2 separate regions of the Mus musculus genome follow, and region 1 is linked to region 2. Evidence: chromatin loops called from intact Hi-C (ENCODE). Cell type or tissue: left cerebral cortex. All regions are shown on one strand. Each heading gives the region's core, and the rest is flanking DNA. Links, peaks and the distances in the headings are about the cores only. Region 1 holds the start of Gm35467 (a long non-coding RNA gene). Region 2 has its middle 400 kb from the start of Gm35467.

Region 1 (7,396 bases), core at 1,647-4,146, 400 kb after region 2:
TTCCATTTGTTCCCTCCCCTTGGCGATCAGAAGAAGCCTGCAAAAGAGGGGGAGGAAGGACTGTAAGACTCAGAGGAGACTGAAGATAACAGGTGATCATGGTCCTCCGAATCAATTAAGCAGGACTCACATGGGCTCACAGAGACTGAAATGGCAAGCACAGGGTCCTCTATGTATATGTTATGGCCGTTAGCTTGATGATCTTGTGACACTCCTAACTGTGGGAACAGATGGATCTCTGATGCTTTTACCTGCTTATAAGATTGTTTTCCTTATATTTCTTCCTTATCCAGCCTTGGTAGGAGGGCTTTTGCTTTGTCTTTTTGTATTTTATTTTGTCCTGTTTGGCTGTTGCCTTTGGGAAGCCTGCTCATTTTGTGGAGTGGATATGTGGAAGAGGGAAGGTGGCAGGCATTGTTGGGAAAGGTGGAGTGGAGGGAGGGGAAACTGGTTAGGATGTATTGTATGAGAGAAGAATCTTTTTCAATTAAAATATCTCTCAAAGTGAAGGAAATATAGATTCTTATCTGTGAAACTTGTAGAAATTATAGATATGAGAAATGAAAAATACATGCAGTGCTATTACCAAATCTAACCATAGGTTTGTGGGAGGACAGGCCCTTGGGCCTGAGCATGTTTGATGCCCCAGTGTAGGGGAATGCCAGAGCCGGAGGACTGGAGTGGGTGGGTGGGTTGGGGGAGCACCCTCATAAAGGGAGGGTGTGGGGGGGGATAGGGGACTTCAGAAGAGGAGACCTGGAAAGGGAAAATATTTGAAATGTAAATAAAGAAAATATCCAATGAAAAAAGAAAAACTAAAAAGATTTAGGCAGACTCAGTGAATATCAAAATAGCAAATTAATATATTATACTATAATTCAATATAAATTAGAAATAAATAATACAATGAGAAATATCCATGTGTTGGAAAAATACTTTTAAGTAGTAAAATGGGAAAAGTTTACTTATAATTCAGATGACTGCAAATGACAGACACAGGCTTTCATAGAAGCACAGAACTCGTGCTTTTTTAACGTTTATGATTTTACAGTATGAGATCCACTTTTTGGAAAGGGATGTAAGGACTTCATTGTTTACTGATGAGCACTTTTGGACAAATCAAATGTTTTTAAAAATATTTTATTCAGCTATGAACACACGGCACGTATTTAGTGCTAGGCACCATCCCTTTGATAAGCTGGAATTTTAATTGAAAAGCATAAAACGCAATTCTTGTCTATTGACTAAAATGCATACTTTAATTATGTCAGAAGTACAAATTTTATTGACTAAAGCTGTAAGGTAAGATCCTATTTTGGGAAGAGGTCATTTTAAAATAAATTTCACGGTCACAAATTGTTCTAGGGGAAAACAAATTTTTGAGGCAAGAAAGAAATACTATATCATTGACTGCTCAAAACACTATAAAAGTGGAGTACATAGCAAACAGGATTCTGTTAGAAGAAAATGCGCAGGAAATCCCGAGCAATCCAAATGTGGACATTATACTTAGACACAGTAACTAGAAAGTAACATCAATGGACAGATTTTTTTAACTGGGGTAGGGATGGAAGCTGCTTCAGATGAGTTGGATATAAAGAAAGTAATGAAAGATTTTCCAAGCTAGTACCTAGTTTCTCTGAGAACATGTGTCAAGGGATAATGACAACACATTCTGTGGATGCGAGGATCAGCACTCCTGTCTCTGTGCCATGAACATGGATATGCTTGTTTTAGCCAAGCCATTTGTTATCAACAATGGCCACCCAATAACTTGGGAGCTATTTTAAATACTAAGCCACTACCATTATTGGTATTCTTAATTTGTAGTGAAAATGGCCTCTGGATGCCAGTATCTTAACCATCTTCCCAAAAGTAGGTTAGGTGAACCACAAGAAAAAAGAATTATCACCAAGAACCATTTATACTTCAGCAAAACAATAGTTTCCAGGATAGTATCCAGGATATGTTTGCTATTTTGGTATTTCCAGGAAGTCATGCTTGATTTTCAGAGTCCTAAGAGGCAAAATAAATAAATAAATAAATAAATAAATAAATAAATGAAGCAATTCTATCTCTGTAATAAATGATATATACTTCTTGTCAGTGTCATTGTTATAAAAAGATGTATGAAAATGTATTCTTGATAGCAGGCAAGGATATTTCCAACATGCTTTTGTCAGATCACAAATAAATAAAAAAGAAATTCTTATTGGTGATTCAAACTTTATATACTTATTACCTGACTTATAAAATATGTGAATTAAAATTCTAAATGATGAAACAATATTGCTAGGTCAAACTGGTGCTAATTCCCTGTATCTTTAAGACAAAGTAATTTTTTTTAATTAGGTACTTTCTTGATTTACATTTCTAATGCTATCCCAAAATTCCCCCACATCCTACCCCCCACTGCCCTACCCACCCTCTCCCACTTCTTGGCCCTGGTGTTCCCCTATACTGGGGCATATAAAGTTTGCAAGTCCAATGGGCCTCTCTTTCCAGTGATGGCTGACTAGGCCATCTTCTGATACATATGCTGCTAGAGACCCGAGCTCCGGGGGTACTGGGTAGTTCATATTGTTGTTCCACATATAGGGTTGCAGACCCCTTTAGCTCCTTGGATACTTTCTCTAACTCCTTCATTGGGGGCCCTGTGTTCCATCCAATAGCTGACTGTGAGCACCCACTTCTGTGTTTGCTAGTCACCGGCATAGTCTCACAAGGGACAGCTATATCAGGGTCCTTTCAGCAAAATTTTGCTGGTGTATGCAATGGTGTCACAGTTTGGAGGCTGATTATGGGACAAAGTAATTTTTAATACATTCATTTAGCATTTACTCTTCTGGGAATAAGACACCTCCAAAATAGCTTCCAGATTGTGTTAGGAAATTGTGAAATGATTTTAAAATAGACTTTCTCAGCTCATGTGAAAATTGCATACTAAAGTGGAAAAGGAGGTTAGTCAGTTCCAACTAAAAGCTGCTTTGGTTAGTCAATGAAACTGTGAAAGAGTCTCCCCACAACCCCCATCTCTTATTTAGTCAAAGGGTAATGTTTACTATGATACCATCTCTCTCCTCTGTCTGGAGCCCTCCTTACAGTGGGATGACTTGCATACCAGACATTACAGGGAGGATGACAGGGGATTATATTCCTCAAAGACACCAGCAATGAGGATAACTCTTATACATATTCATTAGATAGATGTTTCTTGAACTTGATCTATTTAAATAAAGCTTGCTCAAATAGAATGGCTTCTATTTGACGCCACACAACCTGAACATGTTCTCTGTGCTTGATGCTGGGGATAGAGTGAAGAGTAAGGTATGAGCAGTTATAATGTAGCTCTTAAACCAGCCCAACCTAGCAAATGTCTACAAAAACCAACAAATAAACCACTGCATCCTTAGCTCCTTGCTGAGAAGTGCGATGTCTATTTAATGTTATTCAGGCCCCTGTGCAAAGATATAATTAGAACATTTACATTTTAAGTTACAAATAATTAACAAGGACTTAAGGTAGACATTTATCAGACAAAAGGAAGATCCAAAGACTCTTCTAACGGAAGAAGCACTGAAAATGGTTGTATTTACTGCTTCCCTGGGCTACTTTTCCTGTTGGGACTATAAACTCTTCTGAGAAAGGCATGTTGAAGGGGGGAGGATTTATTTGGCTCACAAATCAAGGCACAGTGCACCATAAGTCCACCATAAGACCATCAAGAGCTTGTGACAGCTGGTCAATTGGTTTTGGCATCAAAAAGCAAAGTGGATACCTTCTGTTCAGTTAGCCTTCTGTGTATATATAGCCTAGGGAATGTGGTTATTATAATCACCATTATTATTGTGAGTCTACCCACCACAATTACCCTAGCATAGAAGAGTACTCACAGCATGTGTAAAGGGTTCCCTTCTTTTATCCAGTGAAGTTGATAATATTAACTATTATATTGCCTTTGACAATGTTTGAAAGAGGAGCAGAGAGACTTGTGGATAAGGGTTGCCATTTTGCCTCTCTGTGACATCACAAAGAGCTATTCTTATATTTCACAGACAACATTTTTGTTTTTTTTATTTTTGTAGGTAAGAAGTTCAAGTCTCATAGCAGCCTGGTATGTGATATGATCATTCCATGAAGAGGCTATGTTGCAAAGCCAGTCATTTTGTGGAGAGTGTAGGGTTATTGCTATGCATGAGAATCCACTTATGTGGAGCTGTATATAAAGAGAGATGCTTCTATCCTGACTCTTGCAGACAGTTCAATACTCATATTACCTGTAACTTCACATGCAAACCTCTGAAAAATATGCATTATAAAATCCACAAATATTACAATGTTAACAGGAAAAGTAAAAGTTGCATAGTTATATGTCCTATCTGAGCAATAAATTTTGTCTAGATGCATTAGATGTGCTAAGAAGAAGAAGAAGTAGATATCAAAGTTGGTTGATAGGTTAGGATGTCATAAACTTTTGTTCTTGCTGAATTACTCATATTTAAGACCCTACTTACACTCAATGTCTGACTATCTACAATGTAAAAAGTGTTAACACTGCGAACCTTTTATCAGTTTTTTTTTTCTTACTTCAGAACTTCAGACATTTGTGGAATCTGATGAAGGAACTCTCCTACTGCAATTTTCCAATTTACTCTAAGGTAACAGTAGTATAAATCACATTGAGTGATTCATATATTCAGACCACACTTATTTCTTAAAACAAAAGGAATTTGTTAAAAACTTGCCAACTGCAATATAAATGGAGTCTGGCTCCAGTTATGCAAACAATATTGCTAGGCCAAATGGGTTTTCAATAAGATAGATAACATGAAAATTATTCCTGTGTCCAGCCTATGGTAAATTTGTTTTAGATCCTCCTGAAAATACCAAAAATGTGAAAGTCTGCTGACACCTCCCAGCTGGTACACATTAAACAAGTTCTGGGAAGGAACTCACAAAAAAATAGAAAATAATGTTTAATGGCATCAGTAAGGAAGTAATATGAGAATATAAACTAGAGAAAATACATCCAGACTTTCATTCCTCAGTGCAAAGAAAAACCTGGCAATCTTCACACAGGACAGAGGAGAGTATTTATATCCTCCCAATGATCAGTGACAAAGAGACATTCTTCTCTTGTTTACTAAATGAGAGATTATTTTAAATTTTTATTTATTTAGTTTCTATTGTTGTGTTCAATGTGATGGGGTAGGGAAGGAACATGTACCATAGCTCATATAGAGAGATCATAGGACAACTCTGTAGAACTGGTTGTCCCCTCCCACATTTACACACTTACAATTATTTAACAATTTTGAAGAATTTTATACAAATTTAGTTAATGAGAATTAAATAATAATCTAATTTAAAAGCCAACAGACCATAACTTCATGTTCTTTACTAAGATGATACTAAAGTGAGATACCTAATAATAATTATAAATTATAAAAGGTTAAACTAGCTAGTTTTTGACTTACAGCAATTTTTATTATGAATTAATAAATACTGAATGAATAAGACTACATAAGCACAGGTATTTAATGAAAGAATAAACAAAAGGATAGCAGAGGAATAAATGATTTTCAAATGATTTTGAATAAATAATTACTTTAATCATATTATTGTGTCCATCAATATTAATGGCCAATAAAGACATGAGAAGGCCATATTATGATATTGTTTGTTTTGTTTGTTAAATTATTTTCAGCCTTAGAGCAACAAAATTTCATTTAGTTCTGTAAGTTTCATTTAGTTCTGTAATCAAAGGATAAAAGGTTTAAGAAGTGAAATTTTAGTACAAATGTTCCCTTTCTATACTATTTTCAAGATTGTATCTCATAAAATGCCGATATATATGCATATATATGCTAGCAACTTTTATGAATTTATACATATTCCATATAGATATGTCTAATTATTCATGATATATATATGTGTATATATGTATGGAAAGATAATATATATATATATTGTTTAACTGATGTTTCTCACTTCTTTCAGTTGATTTCAATATTATTTTATCTCATTTAAATCAGAAATTCAGTCTAGTTCAATAGCAGAACAAATTTTTCAGAAAACCAAATGAATAGGTAAATTATCCTAAACTACTTAAGATTTTCTCATCTGTAAGAAATAAGATTTCTAAAAAGTTGAGGTATAACTTAATTTATAAAACTTTCCTTATTTCCAGGAAGCCCAGAAGAATGAAGATTGATGAGGCAGGAATGGACAAAATCAATGTAAATCACACAAGCCTGCAGAGACACGGCCACCTGTCTATCATCTGTGGAGCTCTTTATACACTTACTTATTAAATTCAGTGTCTGCCATGACATTTGAGTCACCACAGAGCTCTGCAGCATGATGACCTGGCTTCCTTGGTTCATCCCTCTCTTTGGGCCCAGACTTTTAGCTGTGTATTTCTTTCTGTACTTCACACAGGTTAAAGTTCACTCCACCAGGCATGTCAGAATGGCCCCTTATGTCACTTTAACTCCTATGGTTTATGTATATGTGTGAGTATATATATATATATATATATATATATATATATATATATATATATATATACATATATACATATACATATACATATACATATACATATACATATATATATATATATACACACACACACATATACATACATACATACATGCATACATACATAGATACATGTGTGTGTGTGTGTGTGTGTTTGTGTGTGTGTGTGTGTGTGTGTGCTGTTTGACTGTAGAGGCCAGAAGAAAGTGTTGAATACTTTGCAATTGGAGTTACAGACTGATGTGAGCCCTGGTAGAGAGATTTGAGCATAGATCCTCTGGAAGAACAGCAGTGATCTAACTTCTAAGTCCTCTCTCCAGCTCCAGCATCATATATTAATCTCAAAGTCATTTATGTTTATAAAAAGGTTATTATTTGATTATTTGTACCATATTCTAATACATTACAAACCATACACAAGGTATTGTAAATGTGTTTATTAAATGAAACCTTAACAGTTGGTCAAGATAAGTGTGATTTGGTCAGAATATGACAAACAACCACTGGAAAAACAACAGAGGAAAAACAATGACCACACAGTATAATTGCTCATGTTAGGTACTGCAAGAGTCTATATGGTACTCCCCTCAACACACATATATACACAGTTTCTTTATTAAATTTGATACCAGATCTCAAATTGCAACACACAAATCTAATTGAATTTTATTTAAAAATCTCCTAAACATTGTCAATGTTAAAATGATACCCAAAATACACATGATCAACATTCCCAGGACACCAAAGGCATGCAAAATATAGTTAATGAATTACCCAAGAAAATTTAAATTTATAACTCATGCAAACACTGTTATAAGGTACAGGTGGGATGAAACTATATCAAATAAGAATG
Region 2 (7,396 bases), core at 3,087-5,586:
TGCTCCAAGTAATTGGTTCTCTGTGTGTGTTCAAACAGATGAGTCCCCTTGTTGTGTCATACTTAACCATCTGCCTTTTATATTATTGTGAGGTTGTAGCTTAACAATCAGGCAGGTAAAAGCACCTCTGAATTTTAATTTGTTCCTCTTCTTGGTGCAAACATGGATAAAAACATCAAATATGTCACTGTTGCCTCAGAAAGATACACAGAGACTAGCATTATACTCAGCATGAGACAGGATATTAAGTGAATCTTCAGTGGGAGTCTATATGTACTATTTCTTTAAGAAATAAAATATTTTTTGTGCATGAAAGCAAAGAATCCATGCATGTTTTGAGGCACTCTATTTCCATAATTATAAATAAACTTTCCAAATGCATTACCTCTATTTATGCTAAAGTTGTGTGGTCCTCTCACTATTATTTATAAATGGACAAAACTGCTTGAAAAATTATTGTTCTTGTAAAAAATGGTGCATTTACACAAGCAGGCATTGAAAGGACAAAGAAGAAAAGCCATGAATTGTTTCTGATACAGTACCAATTAAGGGGAATAGTGTCTATTACAACATGAGAATATCTGTTCAGCTCCCTGTTCCTAGGCAATCTCACAATCCCTGTGGCTTCCTCTTGGTGGAGGGGTCACAACCTCCCACTACAGAAGGGGGTGAAGGAGAGCTACTGAGCTGTACATCCAACAGAGTTACAAGACTGTGAGGATGGGAAACACTGCCAAGGAAAGTAAAACAGGGAAGGAAGAGCAGAAGAAAGATAAGAGTGAGGAGTCCTCCCAATATCATGTTCACATCTTCACTTTCTTTTTTCCTAAAGCCTTTTACATTTCACATTTTCCTTTACCATGAAGAAAGATGATAAATAACAAACAGAATATAGACAACTACATAAATAGGTGGCAGAACGGGTAACATATGTACTTATAACAAAATCATTTTAATAGGTTAATGCATAATTACATTTTCTGTTGCTAACTAAATATTTAAATCTGTGGTTTTACCAATAATAATCATTTAAAAAGAGTTTATTTCCTAACCATTCTGGATAATGAAACTCCAAGGTAAGGTTGTGTAGTTTCACTGCACAGCCTTTGATGAGGGTCCTCCCATCTGCATTTTACCTTCATCAAAGACATCGTGACAGGGATACAAGGAAGAAGGGAGGATCTCACAGTGAGATGACAAGGCAGAGACTATGGAGGAACTGGTTCCCTCTTTGATGACAACTTGTACTTGAAAGATCTGATGTTAGAAGAGAAGCTTTAATCCCTTTAAACATCACTACCTACAAAGGCTTAATTTTTCCAGCTAAGCTGTTTCACTCTTAATGTTCCTATATCATCAATACCTCTACACCAAAGACCGGGCTTCAACCACACAGACTGCAGACAAATCATTCAAATCTTACCACTGCCCTGAGCAGTTTCCATTTAAAGATTTTCTTGGATTTTCTTAAATTTTTTCTATTATTTTTCCTAATAATCATGCCTTTGTCACTTTTCACATACCTATATGTATCTATACCCTTTCCAATATATTTTATCAAAACAAAGAGCTGTCTGATCTCAATGTGTCACTCTCAGTATTTTAAGGTCCTTTATTACACCCCTAAGTTTCAACCCCATAATTCAATTCTAGATCAGTCATTAATATAGTAACATAAGATAGTATATGATTGTGTGAGCGCATCTATTTCTCAGCTATTCTTAACTAAACTTGCATGGACACTGGACTTCATAAGCTACTGAAATTTGAGAAAATTTTGTAAAGTTACTAACTTTTCTTTCCTGACCCTGTATTTTATCTAATTTATTCACTAATTGTATACCTATTTAAAGAGAATTAACATTTTATTTTTCAGAATTGGAAGGTTTTATAGTAATATTGATGATAACCAAGTATGGCTCTCTCCCTGTGAGTCCACAGAACAGAGGTTGAAGTGCAGCCTTTTGATTCTGTGCTTCAGTCACCCAGAAGACAATGGGTTATGATGCTGCAAACCTGAACAGGCCCTTGAAGGTAAGTGATGCCAGGGATGGGTTCTTCATTCAATCTGCAGTGGCTGCACCGCTCTAATATTGTTCTGGCCATACCCAGTATGTTTTCAGTTGAATCCCAGATATCCTTTTTTTTCCCAGTCTCTCAAAGAGCCAAAGCAGGACTTGCTTTCTGTTTTAAGCCAATTCCTGACAGAGTCCTTAGTGTTTCTCAATTCCGGTTACTCATGCTTCTGTGGAAGTGTATCCAGTGACTCATGTTCATGACAGGATGTCACTTGGAGATTAGATTGTAAGTGGCTGTGACATCTAACTTACCCACTCATTTGTGTTCTGTCACTGCTCATGTTTTTAGATGTGAGCTCTCATGTAGTGTGTTGCCCCTTGGAGAGGTAAACAGACTAAAGAACTTTTTCCAGAAGTCTGCAAGGAGCAGAGTCCTCCCAGTAAAGATAGCAGAAAATCAATTTCATCTGGCTAAAAGAGGTTTTACATGATGGGTATGCTGATATTACAAAATCCAAGAGCACCTGGAATTTGCAACATTTTAGTAAGGGATACACAACTGTGTAGAAAAGTTCTTCACAAACATTGGTTGAGATGAGCTCATTATATAAAGAAAGGGAAAATTTGGTGCACCATCCATTGGTATAGTGCTGACCATAGTCATGTGACCTGAAGGAGTTTCAATGCTTCAGTTAAATAAGGTAATAGAAACTGGAACTCCCAGTCCCCAGTGAAAACCCACTCACTACTGGCTTGTATTATTAGGATACCAAAATAAATATCTAGATTCCCTTAACTGTGGTTTGATTATGGCTTAGTGGCCTGAATATACAAGGAGCCTGTATCTACGCAGTCCTTAATTTTCATGGTTTCCTTGATGCCAACTCCATTCACAACAATAATTAATCTAAAAGTACCAAATAGTCAAAGTTCAATAATGGAGAGGGCTTCTCTTTCCAGAAATAGCTTTAGCTATTCTAGAGGTGTAGTCTCAAGTCATCCTGTTCTTAATTCCATAAGGAGTCAGGCAGCCAGACAAGGAGCAGACAGCTTTGCCACAATGGAGAGTGTTATTAATTCTTACTATTTAATGTCATGTTTATTTTAAATGATTGAGATTTTTCAAAATTTTAGTGTAAATGGCTTAATAAGTTAACAGACTTATAAATCAATTCAAGGAAAAAAAAAAGGATGCAATGTTAAATGCACCACAATATCACTTAGTGGCGGCTTTAAAACTCTGATTTAACACATTAGAAGAAATGATTATATAGTGAGATATGGAAATCATTGTTGCAATTTAGGCCACATTAATCTTCTGTATCTGAAAACAAAGTGTGTATCAATGCAGACAATAAACACTCTTTATGTATCGATTGTCACTTGGAATAAGCAGTAATATTCCACTAACATGTCTCAATACCTTATATAGCTCACTTAGAGCAGCAAGCATCTTGTTTCTCTATGCCCTCTTCTCTAGTAAAGGCAAGCTTCCAAAATATCTACAGTAAAAAATATTTAGGCAATAGTGGGTTCAAATTAGGAGAGTGATTCCATGCTTAACATTACCAAAGTACTTTGTCATTGTGTTTCATTCTGAATGAATTTTGTCAGCCATTAATAAAGCTCTATGTAATAATTACTCATTAATTGTTATAGAACCTATATCAATTAGGCAAGGAAGTATTTTATTCTTCTCTGAGTTATATGATTTAGATTTCATGTAAAGTCTCTAAGTCAGACATAATTCTGGTATACTGATGAATACTGAGACAGAGTATGACACTTAATGAATGATTAAGACTTGACTCTAAGTCCCTTTGTACCTCAGAGTAAATGTTTCTTCCCTTTTGTGTTTGGTGACATATATGTGTGACTAATAGATTCAATAGTGTAAATTTTCTAGTCCTAAACTCAGAGGCACAAATGGAGAAACTCAGCCTGGTGAAGGTCTTGGGTAATTCTTCAGTTGCCACTAGAGAGTTATGGCAGGTATATTTTACCTCCCCTATTCCATGTCATCAAAAGCTGAAAAATGTACAACCAGGAGGCAGTTGTCCCAGTTTTGGAAATGTTAAGCTTTAAGAGTGGGAGGAAATAATGTTTCTTAACAAAGCATGAATTCAGGAGAAGCAAGCCACACACAACAAATGGGCACCGACCTCCAGTATGTGGTTAGGCTTCATTTGTTTGAGTTTTCTAAAAGTCTGAATCAAAGAAGAATTATGTTCTGTTTGCAGGGAGTGATGGGAGGCATGTGCCTTAATTTGCTAACTCACGACTCCAGTACAGTGACGTTGTCATTGTTATCATTATCTGTACACAGGCACAGAGGCTGAGGCTGTGTCTGTGCATAGGAGACAGGCGTGGGTGAGAACAGTTTCCCCAGACATCGAAGCTCTCCAGCCCAGCTGCATCTCTTTAAGCTCTGCCCACATAATGCTTTGGTAAAGCACAGAACTAAAAGACTTTTCCTTTGAAAGAAGATAATGAATTATGTCAGAAGTTGTGAATTAAGGCACTGTGTAACAAAGCCAAACCCGGCACTGCACAGAGTTTGGTATAGATTAGGAAAGAATGAAGCCTTGATTACACCTTCTGTTTTCTTTCAACCACCACTCATGGATTTTTTTTTTTTTTTTCGTCTCCATTGCTTTCTTCAGTTGTTCCTGGAAGTTGATTTGAATTAAGCATTAATAAGCCTGACAGCCAGGCATAATAACTTATTGCTTTAATGTGTTCTTTATATTCAGAGTTTTATTTTCTTTGAAGGGTGGCAAGTGTTAAATAGAAAAAAAAATGGTTCCATTAGGTAATATTCATTTTTTCTAGGAAACGTTAGAAATATTTTTCCAGTTGTCAGAATAAACATTTCCAATATTACTATTCTTAAGAACACTGAATGTACTCTGAGAAAACCCCACTAAAATAAAATAAATGCACAACCTTTATATTGTTTTAAACCATTTTATGTTATTTTACACAATCACATTAAGAACACTACAGGCAATAGATTATCATAAGGAAATTTATGTGTGTAATTTGGTATCTTAAAACAAGTGCATACATATTGTATTCTTAATTTATCTTATGTCAATATTTTATGTGCTGGGGATAGCTAAGGGAATTTCCACGCTCTATAATCTGATATCTAATTAAATAAAAACAGATAATAGATGTGCATTTAACTTCTTGATAACTTAAAAGATTTGGAAAAATATAGTTTTAAATATTGAATATACTATTACAAAACACTCTAATGGGAAATGTCATTTCAGTTTGACTTCTTAAGGAAAATGCCATTGAGTTATAACTTGCAGACTTCCTAAGACCATTACCTTCCTATATTAAGTCTAAATAAATTATATAGAATATTTGTCTGGCATCACCTTAGAAGAGGCAAGGTTCATTAACAAGTGTCCTCACTCTTGAGATCATTGTCTTCTAGCAAATGTCCTCATTCTAGGCCCGATCCACCATTTACTGGTACCATGGACTGGTGACTAACTCTGTAAGACAGGACTTCTTGGGAATGCTTATTAAAGTCAAAATAGCATATTGTTAAATGAAATTATACTTTATCAATGTGGTAGGAGGAAAAATAATTTGTTTCTGTGCATAGTAGAGTGTAAACTGATAGTGGTATTAGGGATCAAAACAGAAACAAATATTGAAAACAAATAAGGAAAAAAAACCCAGAAAATAAATTAACTTTGTACGAAAAGTAGGGAATCTGTAAAGACATAAAAGACCAAGCAGGGATTCAGTGGGCTCTGAGGGCTGAAAATCACGTTGTTGAAGGAAGTAGACTCTCCACAAAAATCTTTGTCTTTGTTAGATACACCAGGAATAATAGTCAAGGCTGTCAGGCTCTATGGGAATGCTCTTTCAATATTGACTTTAAGAGAATTCTGAATCTTCTACTTCCCAGAATTGCTTTTCGGCTCTTACAAATGTCCTTGTCTGTGCTTGCTTACAAACCACTGAGTTAGGAAGTGCCATAGAACTATTTCCTGGATGTAATGAAATGGTTTGTGGAAGGTTTTTAGAAGAGTACCAAGAGAATAGATAGACATGATCCCATTCAAGATTCTTGGCTAGACTTTAAGAACACAGCAGATTTAGAGTAGTTGATGAAGGTGCATTGAAGTTAAACATGAAGTCTTACACTTTTGCAACAGAATAGAGGTTGTTCTTGAAGCATGCATCTTATCAGATTCAGGTAAAGAAAGGAAATCTCTAGAATTGTTACCACAATCCTAGAAATATTTCTGATATGAAGAAACAATACAAATATAGATATAGCTTTGGGATCTCCAGGTGAGCAATTTGTTTGTTCACTGGCTTCAGGTATCAGTAGAATCATGATACTCTTAGGCAAGAAGACATCCTGAACTTCTTTTCAATCCTGAAAGCCATAGGTGGGGCTTAATTTGACCTTGGGTGTATTTTCTACTCCTTGCCATACAAGTCAAACCAGGTCTTGCATAAGACATTCAGTGCTCAACATCTCTTTTACAAAGCAATGACAATTACACCATAGCACACATCTGGAAATTGGCTTTTGACATCTTATCTCATTAATAACATAATTTTCTTAATGGGGATTTACATTTGGCTAACAAGAATGAGCACTTGTAATTCTCCTGTGTCAGAGACCATCCCGTGAGAAAGTGAGCCCTTCACAATCTCCCTAACAGGCCAAAGGACCTTGTGCTAAGAGCTGGTTGCCACCTCCTTCCTCCTTATTCCGTTCCTAACACCTAAGGCTGTAAAATTTGAATAACAGTCCCCTCTTCCCTATCTCTTCCCATGACATCCAAGGACATGAGCTGCGCCTGAGCCCAGCTTGATACCCAAGGCTGTGAAGGAGGATCAATATTCCGGAGATAAGATGCAAAGTACCTGCTGCTTGGCGCCTGACTTCAGCCCCCCATGTCAGCAATTGCCCATTTCTTTGTTCTTTGTATAATTCTCCCTCGACCCCTCCCATATTCCCTGCTATGTATTCTTTAAAAAGAAGGCACCTCAGCACCATAAACAAGACCTCCATAAGTATCCTTCCTGGTCTCCTATTCCTCTTTCTTTTGCTCCCATCTCCTTCCAGGTTTGCGGTGCCCCTCGCACCCACGAATAACTGAATCCCGCGGGACAGGATACTACTGTTATTTAGTTACTATCAATTATTCTTCAATGCTTGATTTTATGTGACAACTTCAATAGAGTAGCCCATGGTCTGATACCTTGTAGAACTACCTATTGGAGGTTTAAATATAACAAAAATAAAGGAGAGACATGCACCTCTTTCCTCTCATGACCACACAAATCAGAGCCTTCATAGACACATAAGTCATAGGCCTTCAACTGGGTTTAGAAAT

Evidence for each region. Peaks named below come from ENCODE experiments on the same cell type or tissue, not always from the same donor. Only the 100,000 strongest peaks of a DNase experiment are listed, where the experiment ranks them.
Region 1: a loop joins it to region 2, with 5 times the contacts of the local background. A loop is called at or near these places in 2 of 42 quality-filtered maps.

Annotation. Positions count from the first base shown.
Region 1 is chr6:109,736,423-109,743,818 of GRCm38, reverse strand. It overlaps Gm35467 (a long non-coding RNA gene), which reads right to left and starts at 4,007. Exons shown (of 3, transcript XR_869353.1): 1 at 3,894-4,007. In left cerebral cortex, for the core only: no CTCF peak of the experiment used is centred there; a DNase peak (open chromatin) is centred at 2,942.
Region 2 is chr6:110,134,410-110,141,805 of GRCm38, reverse strand. No RefSeq gene overlaps it. Among named protein-coding and RNA genes, the nearest start is that of Gm35467, 400 kb to the right of the region's middle. In left cerebral cortex, for the core only: no CTCF peak of the experiment used is centred there; a DNase peak (open chromatin) is centred at 4,381.